4 separate regions of the Homo sapiens genome follow, and all the other regions are linked to region 4. The links are chromatin contacts, found by Hi-C or POLR2A ChIA-PET in ENCODE. All regions are on one chromosome and are shown on one strand. Each heading gives the region's core, a stretch centred on a gene start or an enhancer-like site at or near the end of the contact. The rest is flanking DNA. Distances are from core to core; before and after follow the strand shown.

Region 1 (2,848 bases), core at 324-2,823, 1.1 Mb before region 4:
CCATAATTTGCCATTGGTCCCATGAGGATGTGAGGCCGTGATGCCGTAAGTCCACGTGGCAGGAGAACTGGGTGGACAGTAACCTTTTAGGTGCCCACAACTGAGAAGTGAGAATGTTCTCAGAGCACCCCTGGGTCTTAGTCACTGACATTTAAACAGGCTGCAAAACATCTTTCACCTGCCTCTTACATGCCCTCTATGAGTTACATATTGTGGCTTACCACCGAAAGTAACACCTCCCTTCTGAGTCTCAAAGACAGCAAGGCAAGCTGAGAACTTGGAGATGTGTATTAGTGAGAGGAACCTCCCACTGGTTTAGATCAGGGAGGACATCCCGTGGTCTGCTCAGGTCAGTCATGCCCCAGGCCAGCAGCTGGAAGGACAGCAGAGTGGGCTCAGTGAGCAGTGAATATAACCCAGAAAATAGATGTTCATCTCAAGGGCAGTCTCTGGGCGTCATGCATCTTTGGACCCCCAGGGCTGAGTGCTGCATCAAGGAGTCTGAAGTTCTTTAAGGTCCCAGTGAATGGAACGGAATCTGCCCCAGCTGGTAGCGTGTCCCCGGCTGCACTAAATGAGATTCTGTGGGGTACGGGGAAAGGCATGAGAACTTTAGGCCCCTGAGGTCAGGGAGACACAGCCAAATAGCTCAGATACAAAGTGTCTTGGCAGGCACAGAGGGGTGTAGCAGTGAGGTGAGTGGGCGGGGAGGGGGTGCATTTTTTGCTAGTGTGCCCAGTTTTGTTGACAAAAACGGTAGCATCTGAGCAGGACCTTGACCAGCTGGTGGGATGCAGGGTGAGTGATATGCGCAAGATGTGGTCCTGGGCCAGCACCATCAGCATCGTCTGGGAACTTGTTAGAAAGGCAGAGTCTTGGCCAGGCGTGGTGGCTCACGCCTGTAATCCCAGCTCTTTGGGAAGCCGAGGCGGGCGGATCACAAGGTCAGGAGATCGCGACCATCCTGGCTAACGTGGTGAAACCCCATCTCTACTAAAATACAAAAAATTAGCCAAGTGTGGTGGCATGTGCCTGTAGTCCCAGCTACTCAGGAGGCTGAGGCAGGGGAATCGCTTGAACCCGGGAGGCAGAGGTTGCAGTGAGCCGAGATCGGCCCAGTGCACTCCAGCCTGGCAACATGGGACCAGGCGGGCAAGGCAGGCAGGCATCTGATTGCAGGATCCCCAATACCAGATTTTAGAATCATGTCATTTTTCCATACCACTGAGAAGCTCCTGAAAGTTTTTGAAGAAGAGTGAGTCATTCATTTATTCACTCAGCTAATATTTATCAAGCACCTACCACGTGCCAGGCCCTACACTGGGCACCAAGATCCAACAGTCAACGTGCCCACATTAGCTAAGGGCAACTTTTAAGCAAGGGCTTATTCAGAGACAAGATTGCTATTGTCTGTGTTTTCCATCTGATTTGCGAATGGAACATACACCTGCTGTGCTCTCCAGAAACAACTCTGCTGCTTGTCTCTGACAGAAGCGCTTCAGTTGAGCATTTATGGAAGTTTCTAACAGTGGTGATGTGAATGGATGACAGAAAGCAGGCGCGTGCGCACACGCAGTTTTCAAAGGCTGGGGGCCAGTGGGAGAACGCATTTTCTTTCAGGTCTGTGCTGCCTGCCAGGGAGCTGCTGTTCTCGTGCGGCATCTTAAGATGGCCCTGGCAGCCTTTGGCTTTTGCCTTGTGAGGGTCAATGGGCTTCAGGTGTTTCTGTGTTGATCTAACAGTTTCAGGAAGCCGTGGGCTGGGAGGGTGGGGGTGAGCGAGGGGAGGAGTGGGGAAGGGAAGGAGGAAGGCTGTGGGTAGCTTCTCTTCTGTTCTCACATGACAGCTCTGATGAAATTAGAGTGTGATCTCAAAGACAAGCTGGTCTTTTCATCTGAATTAAATGAAATAGGCCAATATGCTCTTCTAGAAGATCAAACATACCCAGGACAATGTTCAATCCTCTTTCTTTGTCCCACTTTGGGACAAAAACCAAACTGGGGAAAAGAACGGGGAGGCTGGAGCGCCTGCTGGGGCCCCTTCTCTGCCCACACGGCTCCTCTTGGGTTCTGGGCAGGCTGAGCTTAGCGGGCATTGCCCTCTGCTGGGGCATATCAGGAGAAATGAGCTAAGGCCAGGGGTGGTCCTATCAGGTGGCAGAGGACAGGATTTGGACGAGTCGCAGGGCTATTACTGATGGAGATTTAGCACTCTGGCCTCTGAGAAAACAGCCAGGTTTCTGATCTGCCCAAGCCCTCTGTCTCTCCTGTCAGGGGCCTTCTCAGCACCCCCTAAACATTCCAATTCCTCTCCTACTCCAGTCTATTCCCTTCTTTCTCTGAATGGTCCATAGCTTATCCCAGGTCTGTGGGCAGAGGGGAAAGAAACAGAAGGGAGAGCTGAGAAATCTCTCCCGCCCAGCACAGTCGGTATCACAAGCTCTGTGTCCGGTTTCCTTGTCCTATATTTGGTAACACGACAGTGGCCTTTCTGACTGATGCGAGCCCCTGTTCTCTTCACTCCCTGGGGATTGCTGATAGGAGGCCAGCATTTCAGTAGGCAGCGCATCATCAGCCCTACCACGGATCTTATTTTAAACTAATTACATTACTGAAGGGTGGGTAGGAGGGAGGAGAAGGGGTAATTATAACCGGGGAATTTTTTTTTAAAGGCCTAGTTTCAAAAATCTCAGACTTAATTTAGTAAATTTCAATTACAGAGAGTTACTAAGCTGAAGATCATTTGCATTACATCCTTAATTACTACTTCATTTGTATCTGAGATCATCAATAGAGATTCTTGGGAATGTGTACTTGGAATAAGTGATTGATCCTAATGAGGCCTTTGT
Region 2 (2,855 bases), core at 44-2,543, 1.3 Mb before region 4:
TTCTCTCTATATTTTAAAATCTGAGTAAAAGAATTCTTCAAAATGAATTCCTAGGCTGGGCATGGTGGCTCATGCCCGTAATCCCAGCACTTTGGGAGGCCAAGGTGAGAGGATCACTTGAGGCCAGGAGTTTGAGACCAGCCTGCGCAACATAGTAAGACTCCCGTCTCTACAAAAGATTTAAAAAAAAAAAAGTAAAAACAGAAAACATTAGCCAAATGTCATGGCATGCACCTATAGCCCCAGCTACTCAGAAAGCTGAGGTGGGAGGATCACTTGTGCCCAGGAGTTTGAGGCTACAGTGAGCTGTGATCCTCCAGCCTGGGTGACGGAGAGAAACTCTGTCTCAAAAAAAAAGAAAAAAAAAAAAAAATTCCTGAAGTCATGTACTTGAGAACTTTAAATGAGTATGTACATAAAAAACATCCGAATGTCTCGATTACTGGCTTCATTTGTTGGTCTTCAATTAAGTTAGTTTGACCTCATGTATTCAGCCCTATCCCAATGTTATCTAGCACCAAGAACATGAAATAGCACCATTAATTCTACTCAAGACTAGAAGAAATGCTAAAGAAAATCTTCCTAATAAAACTGTCTTCTATTTTATCTATTACTTTGAAACTTTGCTTGATACTCGAAAGCATGTTGCTCTCATTAGCAGGAACTAAACTTCCAGAGTTAAAAAAAAATTTTAAAATAAACATATTCTGGAATAGTGTTATTTTCTTTGTGGGCTGGGAGAACATGAAAAGTTACTCATAAAATATGTATTTATTAGGAATAGTATTATTAATTTGACTGTTAAACATTCTAATCATTTCCTTTTTAAGGGCCAGTGAAATACAATTATTTTCATATCAAGTCTTCCCAAAGGAAAGACTTTGTATAATATCTGTCAGTTTCACCTAAAGAAGAAAAACTGAGAAATCAATCTTTGTCTCTCAACCTAACAAATGTTTTCTTTCATTATTTACATCACACACAGCCTTTTGCTTACTACCTACTAAACACAAGTACAAAATTCCTGCCCTAAAAAAAAAAGCAAAACAAATACTAAGCAAGGGACAAAACAAATCTTATGCAGATTGTTTACATATCTTCTGAGCACTTCTATTTTAGTGGGCAAGTGGGTAGGCATAATGGGGTACTGAGAAAAAAAGGAAAATGTTTTAAAACATGAAAATGTTATAACATTTTTTTATGATGAAAAACAATGTGGACTGCATATATTATCTCAGATAAAACAGATTTCCATCTATACTAGAGTTTCCTTGTGGCTGATTTCAAAAGGATGACTCAAACAGAAAGAACTGCTTTAGTATGTTTGCGGTGGAACCATTTTATGAAACCAATTCAGCTGATGACTGGAGTTTAATTCATAGCAGTTTCTTGATAAGAGTGAAAATTTAATCACCTTCTTCATTCTTTTGCAACCAGCAGGAGTAACACATAGCATTTTTACATAAAAGGAGAAATAATGGTGTGCAGTAGTAGTTGGAGGTTACTACTTTCTGCTAGTGTCTTTTAGCTTCTCAACACAGCAGTGGAGGAAGTGAAGTCTATGTTCCCCTTCCCAAGATACAGGACACCACCTGTGTAAATTCCCACCCTCCTCTCTTAGAGAAGCCAAATAGCATGCTGATAGTATATCACCTACAGGGATAACTTATTTCATCCTGATGGAAAAGGAGTTAACATCTTTCCTAGGGACAGTATTTGTTCCTTTAACTGGGGCTTCTCAACTTGGGCATTACTGACATTTTGACATTGTGGGGCACTGGCCTGTGCATTGTAGGGGGTTCAGCAGTATCTCTGGCCTTTCTGTTCTACCTAGATGCCAGTAGAACATTCTAGTTGTGACTTTAAAAATGCCTCAACTTCCTATCTCCCCACTACTCACTCCCCTACCTTGTGAGAACCACTGCTCTAATCTTGAAGACAACATACATTGTTCTTAGGATGGAAATTTCCCCTTTTTTTGGCATACTTCTTGGCACACAGTAAGGTACTTAATGTTTGCTTACTAACATTATACTGATACTGATAATAAAAGGTTATTTATACTAAGACTTGTGTTAGTAAAGGCCGTGTAGTTGAAGGCGGGTGTAGTTTCAGTATTTTACTAGAATTGATAGGGGCTGAGAGTGAGAATGAGAATCTTGCCTTGATGGCAATTAATGATTAATGTTTCTGTACATTTAAAATATTTTAATATTGTGGCTACCTCTCTCAAATGGTTGAAGGAAAGCGACTAGAGCTGGAGTGGCCACAGAAGTAGCTATAAGGCTACTGCTGGGTAGCCTGCTGTTTAGAGAAAGGCAAATCTTTGGAGGCTAGATAAGTATCTTCTGGACTAAGGGGCCCATATTTAGAAAAATTAAAAGCAGGTTTTGGCAAGCATGGGAGAATTCTTTTAGGTCAACAGAGGGTGTCAATTTGAATCAACCTTGGGGTAAGGTCTATCTTGAACTTGCATAGAATGGTAATTAGCCAAATGCTTTCACGTAAGATTATTTTATTTGACCCCCATAATAGCCCTGTGAATTGGGTAGGAAAGTCTGAACTCTATTTTCCAGATAAGGGAACTGAGTAGGTCAGAAAAGCCCAGTGACTGAAGGCCAAAGAACTCTGGCAGAGCTAGGACTGAGATCCACATGTTAACTCAACATACATTACCCCATTTAATTTCTATTACAACTATAAAGTACAATCATTTGTCCCCATTTTATAAATGGAGAAACTGAAGCTACCAGAGGTAAAGTGGTCCAGATTTTCTAATGTCATTACTCCACACCCTAGACAAGGTAGAATGGGGCTAATTCCTAAACAGACTAAAAGACCCTATTACAGGACCA
Region 3 (3,061 bases), core at 73-2,572, 1.2 Mb before region 4:
ACATGTACGAATGACTCAACATTTCTGAGGCTGCTTAAGAGTGTTTTCTGGTAAGCCTAGCCACTACATCATAGGTGCATGGTAAATGACAACATGGTTTGTATAGAGGTTAAAAAGGGCCATTCATCTCACTGCCCTCATTGGAAGGCCTAAAATAGTCCAAGATATTTTATTCTGTGGTTTTCACCTATGCCCTTTTCCCTTGTCCCAGGAAGACTTAAGTGGATTTGCTGTAATAACTGTGTTATGCTATGATAGATAGAATCTGTGTTATGATTAAATAGTTGACGTCTGTTTATAAAAAGTAACTTTTACAATTTATAATGGAGGTTATATTACTTAAAGTAGTTTTATTTGAAGAAATAAAAATTCATCACTCAATTTCAATACTAGGGCTTGAGATTACTGTTGTATTTTTAAATTCAAACCATTAGATGAATATAATTATAGGAATATGATAACATTGTAGGAATTTGGGGAAGTTTTAAAAATTACCCATAATTTCATCTAACCATTATGATCATTTGTACATATTTCCTGTCAGTCATTTCCTAAATGCATGCTGCTTATTCCTATAACTGAAACTAATACCAGTATCACTGGATGGTAAGTTCTTTGAGAATGGGGCCCCTTTCTGATGATTCTGTGTATACCCGTAGTTTAACACAGAGCCCAGTAGAGGCAGATGCTAGAAAAATTATTGCAAAAGAATGGATTAATAAGCAGATCTGCTGAGGATCTAAAACTTAATTAAGTACAACCAATGCTGGATTGATTATTTTGTTGATTCACAAGAAGAGGCCAAAGTCCCAACCCTCAGCAAAGATCAGCCATTCTATGACCTCCTCTTCTGCTCAGATCTCTAGGGGCAGCACGGGAGAGGAAGGGGACAGTCAAATGGTGATGTGTTACTCTCCTGCTTTGCTCGAAAACGATAGCAGTAATTTCTCTTACTTCTCCATTCCTTGTCTGCAGATCACCTGGCCCTAGAATGGCCTTATATCTCTGAGATACAGACTGACGCTAATAAATGAGTTGCTGATCCTAAAATAAAAGTGGAAATCAGGTTTGGAGTTTGATGTAAAAGCTGGAGAGGCACAGGTTTGTTGCTCATTTAGATTACAAATGTCATCGAAAATAGAAACCAAAAAGGTTAGGTAATTTCTAAATTAATCACTCTTAGAATAATTACCATGTCACAGCATCTGTGTGCTTTGGTAGAATTTGAATAACACTTTTTTGCTCAGAATAATGTTCTATTCTTGTCACCAAATAATACTTGACGTCTGTGCTCTTGTACTCCCGAACTGCAGGAAGGGTGTTGCCCTGAACAGCTGACACACCCTCAGCAATGAAGCTTAGTTTTGCTGGAACTTTTCAGGTACTAAAAAAAATCCCTTTCTCTACTCCCCATTCATTCACAGGCATGAGACTGGAGCTTTATTATTTTTTCTAAATCTAAATTGACTGAGTCAGGCTTGTAGTAGTCACCACTAAGAACAGACCACAGTAGCATGGAGAATATTACTTGAATCTTCTTTCCATCGGAAACTGGCTGTGAAAAGAGTAGGCCCATTAATCATAATTTGAAAAAGCAAGTTACAAAGGCTTGCTTTGTAACTTGTAAAGCCTCCTTTGATGAAGGCTTTACAAGCTGTCATTGCAGTAAGCAGAACTGAAACACTTTTTTTTTTCGTTGAGCAAACACACCTGGTCATTTTGGACATTTCCATTTTGATAGCTTAATGGGTGGGAGAAGATTCCTGGGCTTAAAAAATAACTTTTCAGCATTTCATGTTTCTAAGACTGAGACTGAATTAAAGGAATGTTAATCTGTCTCCTTTTATACCACAAACCTACAGAATTTACACAGAGTTTTGTCAAAAGTGACATGAACTGGTTGTCACTGTCTGGCAGATAGCTCCTCACTATGACACAAAATTGCCTTTATTTGAAGGCCACACATGACATAAGTAAACAATGGCAGTGTTTTGTATATTTTTTCTGTTACTTTAATGTATTTCAATTTCAATTATGTGGGTATAAAACATGAGTTGTATTTTTAAACTCTGTTACTTGATGATGACTACTCTTTTTCTTTCTGTATTAAAAAGAAACTCTTTTAACTGTGGTCACCATTCAGTGCAATGTATTGTATATTTCAAAATTGCTAAAAGAATAGCTTTCTAACATCCTCACCACAAAAAAATTGGTAAGTTGATGAGGTGATGGATATGTTAATTAGCTTGATTGACTCTTTCTACAATGTATTCATAGATCAAACAATCACATTGTACCCCATAAATATACACAATTTTTGTCAATTAAAAATAAATAAGAAACTATTCTAGCTTAAGAGCCTTATGTATTCTAAAAATGAACAATCAAAATGCAGAGACTGCTATTGGTCCCCTAATATGTGTTCTTTTCTTCCATAGTGATAGAACCCCTGATTTTTTTCTTTTTTTTTGTCGAGACGGAGTCTCGCTCTGTCGCCCAGGCTGGAGTGCAGTGGCGCTATCTCGGTTCACTGCAAGCTCCGCCTCCTGGGTTCACGCCATTCTCCTGCCTCAGCCTCCTGAGTAGCTGGGACTACAGGTGCCCGCCACCAGGCCCAGCTAATTTTTTGTATTTTTAGTAGGGATGGGGTTTCACCATGTTAGCCAGGATGGTCTCGATCTCCTGACCTCGTGATCTGCCCGCCTCGGCCTCCCAAAGTGCTGGGATTACAGGCGTGAGCCACTGTGCCCGGCCGAACCCCTGAGTTTTAAGCTAGGCATGTAGCTGTTCAGAAAAAAAAAAAGCAGCTGTTTTCCAATTTCCCTTGCAAAGTACTAATGGAAGTATATGGCAACTTCTCTGTCCTGTTGCCTCCAATATGGACATGCAAGCAGGAGCTCTGGCTGCCATCTTGGACCATGAAGACAAGGGTAACAGTGCAGATGAGTGGACAGAAATGTAATAAGCTTGTCTACCTCTGCAGCTTTGTATGAAAGATAAACTGTCTTGTTTAAATGACTGTTCTTTTGTGTCTATGTTTCTCAAAATGAAAAATAATCTT
Region 4 (3,118 bases), core at 551-3,050:
TTTCAGTGACTTCTTGAGCCCATAAGAGTATAGTGAGTACAGTGAGGGTGGCTGGGAGATGTCCTGGTCTCCTACTGCAGGGTTTACCATGTGCTCTTAGGGGCTGTTATCAATTAGGCAGGAAGTCCCTCAGTCCCCTCCAGTGATTCTTCCAGGGCAGACAAAGGACCAAAAGCAGGAGGGGGGTGGTGAAAAGCAATTTTTCCCCAAAACAGGCACACCACACACACACACACCCCAACTAAAAACACTACTGTTGTGTTCACGGATGTTTCCTAGGTACCCAAAGCAAAACCCAAACCCTGAGCATGTGGTTTCATATTATAAAGGCCCTATTCTTTAATTAAAATGGTCTTTCTCCATCTCACTGTAGCCCACCCCCTCCTTGGCTCAGGGGTAAATTGCTCTCCCAGGCAGCCACACAAGCCACCAATTCAGCCAATATCCACAGAGAAAGCTGGCGAGTCACTGGGATTTGAAAGGTTCAACAGGTGGGGGTCAGGACAGAGATTCTGTACTGGGAGGGGCAGGCATCAGGGCTGCAGGACTCCTGCCTGTCCCTATGCTCTGGCCTCTGAGACCCCAGCCCTCTTTCCTCTGGAGGATGAAAGGCCCTTCCCTTCACAGCTCTGTGCCAGTGTGAGGAATCCATCTGGCCAGGCCCGAGAGTTCAATTCTCCCTTGTTCTCACCCCAAGAGATGCCTCATTTCCTCTTCCAGAGACAGCAATACAAAGACATGCTCAACCTTTTTTTTTTTTTTTTTTAAGGGAACACCTTGCCTTGGGAGAAGCACAATCTTTCCTTTGAACATGAAACATTCTAAAGACACCCTACTTTTACAGTGGAGAAACAGTTAATTTTTCTACATTACTTCTCCTCTTACCCCTGAAGGGTGTGTTGGGGGAGGAAGGAGGGTGACACCCACTTTTGAGAAACATATAGATTCTGCGAAACATAACACACACAGTCCAAATTTAAACTTTGTTTTAGCTTAAGCATCCCAGTCCCCACAAGGAAGTACCCCAAACTTTGTTGTGTTATTTGTTTATTAACAGATTTCTAAGATTTAAAAGCAAAAACATCACCCATAGCTAAAAAGAAATGTAGATGTGGTGCTTCTACCTCATGAGTGAGGAATGCTGGTGCCCTCTCATTGTTCAATTAATGTGACAAAACAATTATAGAATTTCTGGCATCGTTCTCAGAAATTCTGACAAGTTCAGACAATAACTAAAGGTATTTCTTTTTGATACAGAAATGGAGTTGCTCTAACTTGAATGATGGTTAGGAAGATCTTTGCCATACACAGACTTTGAAGGAGTGAGAAATTTTGCAGGAGTAAAATGGCATTATTAATAAAAAATTGAAATACACTTTTAAAAAATGGAAAGTAAAGCAAGTTTGTTGAAGAAGTGTTTAAAACAGGTAAGCAAAAACAATAAACCCACTACTCAGAGATAATACTGTTAACAAAACAATGTGCAAGTGTGAGGGTCTTTGTGGAGCAAAGCTGAGGATGGACACCCTGATACACATCACCCCTTTCCTATGTTTGGATTCTTCCTGCAATTCGCAGAGACCAGAACCCTCACGGAAGCTTGTGACACCTCCAGAAATGTTTGATGGTCTGGGCAGAGGAGCCAAAATCACCTTTCTGAGAGGAAGGTGACTGATGAGCCAGACCTGGCAAAATAAAAGAAAAGGAGAAGTGTTTCCAGAAATAACCAAGGCTGCACCTGCACCCAGTCCTTTGCCACAAGACCATGTAGCAAAACTGAAAGAACTCTATCACCAGAGAACAGTAACTCTGCCATGGAAATCCCCGCCCCGGCTCCCTCCCGACAGGTGGAAGATGTTTCCTCTGTGTAAGGTCAAAGGCAGTCCTGGCAATGACTGTGGGACTGGAGTGAGCCTGGCCAGCCCAGAGGTTTGGCGTGGGGAGTAACAGCATCGTTACTGTTGAGAGAGGCAGCAAGAGGAGAGGCTGGAGTCGGGGATCTACAGAGATGCAGGAGGTGGTCAATGGCCCAGACTCTGGATCCGAACTGCCTGAGTTCAAATCCAGATTCTGTCAAGGGCTGTGTGGCTATGGGTGAATTACTCCATGTCTCTATGCCTCTGTAAATGGGGATGCAACAACAGTATCTAGTTCATAGGGTTATGATGATTAAACTGTGAACCACCAAAAGCATTTAGAGCACTGTGGGCTACATGTAAATGCTATTTAAGTCTTTGCACATTTACTCTTTCCCTGTATTTTCTAGAACAAGTCACGTTAATTTTATCATCAGAAAATCTACTCCCTGGGCCAAGCACAGTGGCTCATGCCTGTAATCCCAGCACTTTGGGAGGCCAAGGTAGTGGATCACTTGAGCTCAGGAGTTTGAGACCAGCCTAGGCAACATGTAAAACCCCGTCTCTACAAAAAATGCAAAATAAAATTAGCTGGGTGTGGGGGTGCATGCCTGTAGTCCCAGCTACTTGGGCAGGTGAGGTGGGAGAATCGCTTGAGCCTGGGAGGCAGAGGCTGCAGTGAGCCAGGTTCATGCCACTGCACTCCAGCCTGGGTGACAGAGCGAGACTCCATCTCAAAAAAAAAAAAAAAAATCTACTGCCTGACTACCACACAGGCCCCATGAGCTTGTCACTTTATCTTTGGCCCTTCCTTTCAAATGGGCACAACCTCACCTTAATGTGTACACACACACACACACACACACACACACACACACGAATCATTAATTGTCCAGAGTAGGACTTCCAGTGCTAAAACCAGGGCAGTACCAGGCCAACGGGAACAGGTGGTCACCTTAATATAACATAAAAGAATAAACAAGAAAAACAAGAGTCATGCCAGTAACACCACAGCTCAGAAATGATGGACCCATGCTAACATTCTGGTGTAGTTCCCGAAATTCTTTTGCTATGCACGTTTTAGGCAAACTTTAGGCAAAATTTGGATCATGTTATGTAGGCAGAATTCTGTATTGGATTTTCATTCAGTTTTGTATTGCCCATCTTATTAACATTCCTTAAAAGTACTATTTTCCAAGGCTGCATAATATATCAATAGAATGTTCCAGGTGGCTTAACCATTGTAATAGGTTCTTATCAAC

Evidence for each region. A loop is a pair of places that touch in the nucleus more often than their neighbours do. ChIA-PET counts read pairs that join two places held with the same protein, here RNA polymerase II (POLR2A). Pooled maps may share reads with other maps.
Region 1: a loop to region 4 is called in a pooled map, with 5 times the contacts of the local background. The contact joins two enhancer-like sites. A Hi-C loop is called at or near these places in 2 of 37 single-sample maps with no recorded cell type and 3 of 50 pooled maps. POLR2A ChIA-PET finds 5 or more read pairs at or near these places in 1 of 52 experiments (GM12878).
Region 2: a loop to region 4 is called in a pooled map, with 6 times the contacts of the local background. The contact joins two enhancer-like sites. A Hi-C loop is called at or near these places in 1 of 37 single-sample maps with no recorded cell type and 2 of 50 pooled maps. POLR2A ChIA-PET finds 5 or more read pairs at or near these places in 2 of 52 experiments (HepG2 and activated T-cell).
Region 3: a loop to region 4 is called in a pooled map, with 9 times the contacts of the local background. The contact joins two enhancer-like sites. A Hi-C loop is called at or near these places in 2 of 37 single-sample maps with no recorded cell type and 3 of 50 pooled maps.

Annotation. Positions count from the first base shown.
Region 1 is chr2:64,326,023-64,328,870 of GRCh38, forward strand. No RefSeq gene overlaps it. Among named protein-coding and RNA genes, the nearest start is that of MIR4433A, 13 kb to the right of the region's middle. RefSeq lists enhancers at 408-517, 1,857-2,016. Within about 2 kb of position 1,574, at least 24 of the 41 ENCODE cell types and tissues checked have a DNase peak (open chromatin) inside an H3K27ac peak, as active enhancers do; they include GM12878, where a contact is called at or near this core.
Region 2 is chr2:64,112,943-64,115,797 of GRCh38, forward strand. All of the region lies in intron 1 of PELI1 (pellino E3 ubiquitin protein ligase 1), which reads right to left. Among named protein-coding and RNA genes, the nearest start is that of PELI1, 30 kb to the right of the region's middle. RefSeq lists an enhancer at 1,182-1,261. Within about 2 kb of position 1,294, at least 5 of the 41 ENCODE cell types and tissues checked have a DNase peak (open chromatin) inside an H3K27ac peak, as active enhancers do.
Region 3 is chr2:64,213,154-64,216,214 of GRCh38, forward strand. No RefSeq gene overlaps it. Among named protein-coding and RNA genes, the nearest start is that of LINC00309, 9.2 kb to the left of the region's middle. Within about 2 kb of position 1,323, at least 15 of the 41 ENCODE cell types and tissues checked have a DNase peak (open chromatin) inside an H3K27ac peak, as active enhancers do.
Region 4 is chr2:65,388,496-65,391,613 of GRCh38, forward strand. All of the region lies in intron 1 of SPRED2 (sprouty related EVH1 domain containing 2), which reads right to left. Among named protein-coding and RNA genes, the nearest start is that of SPRED2, 43 kb to the right of the region's middle. RefSeq lists enhancers at 1,606-1,765, 1,816-1,885, 1,976-2,095. Within about 2 kb of position 1,801, at least 4 of the 41 ENCODE cell types and tissues checked have a DNase peak (open chromatin) inside an H3K27ac peak, as active enhancers do; they include GM12878, where a contact is called at or near this core.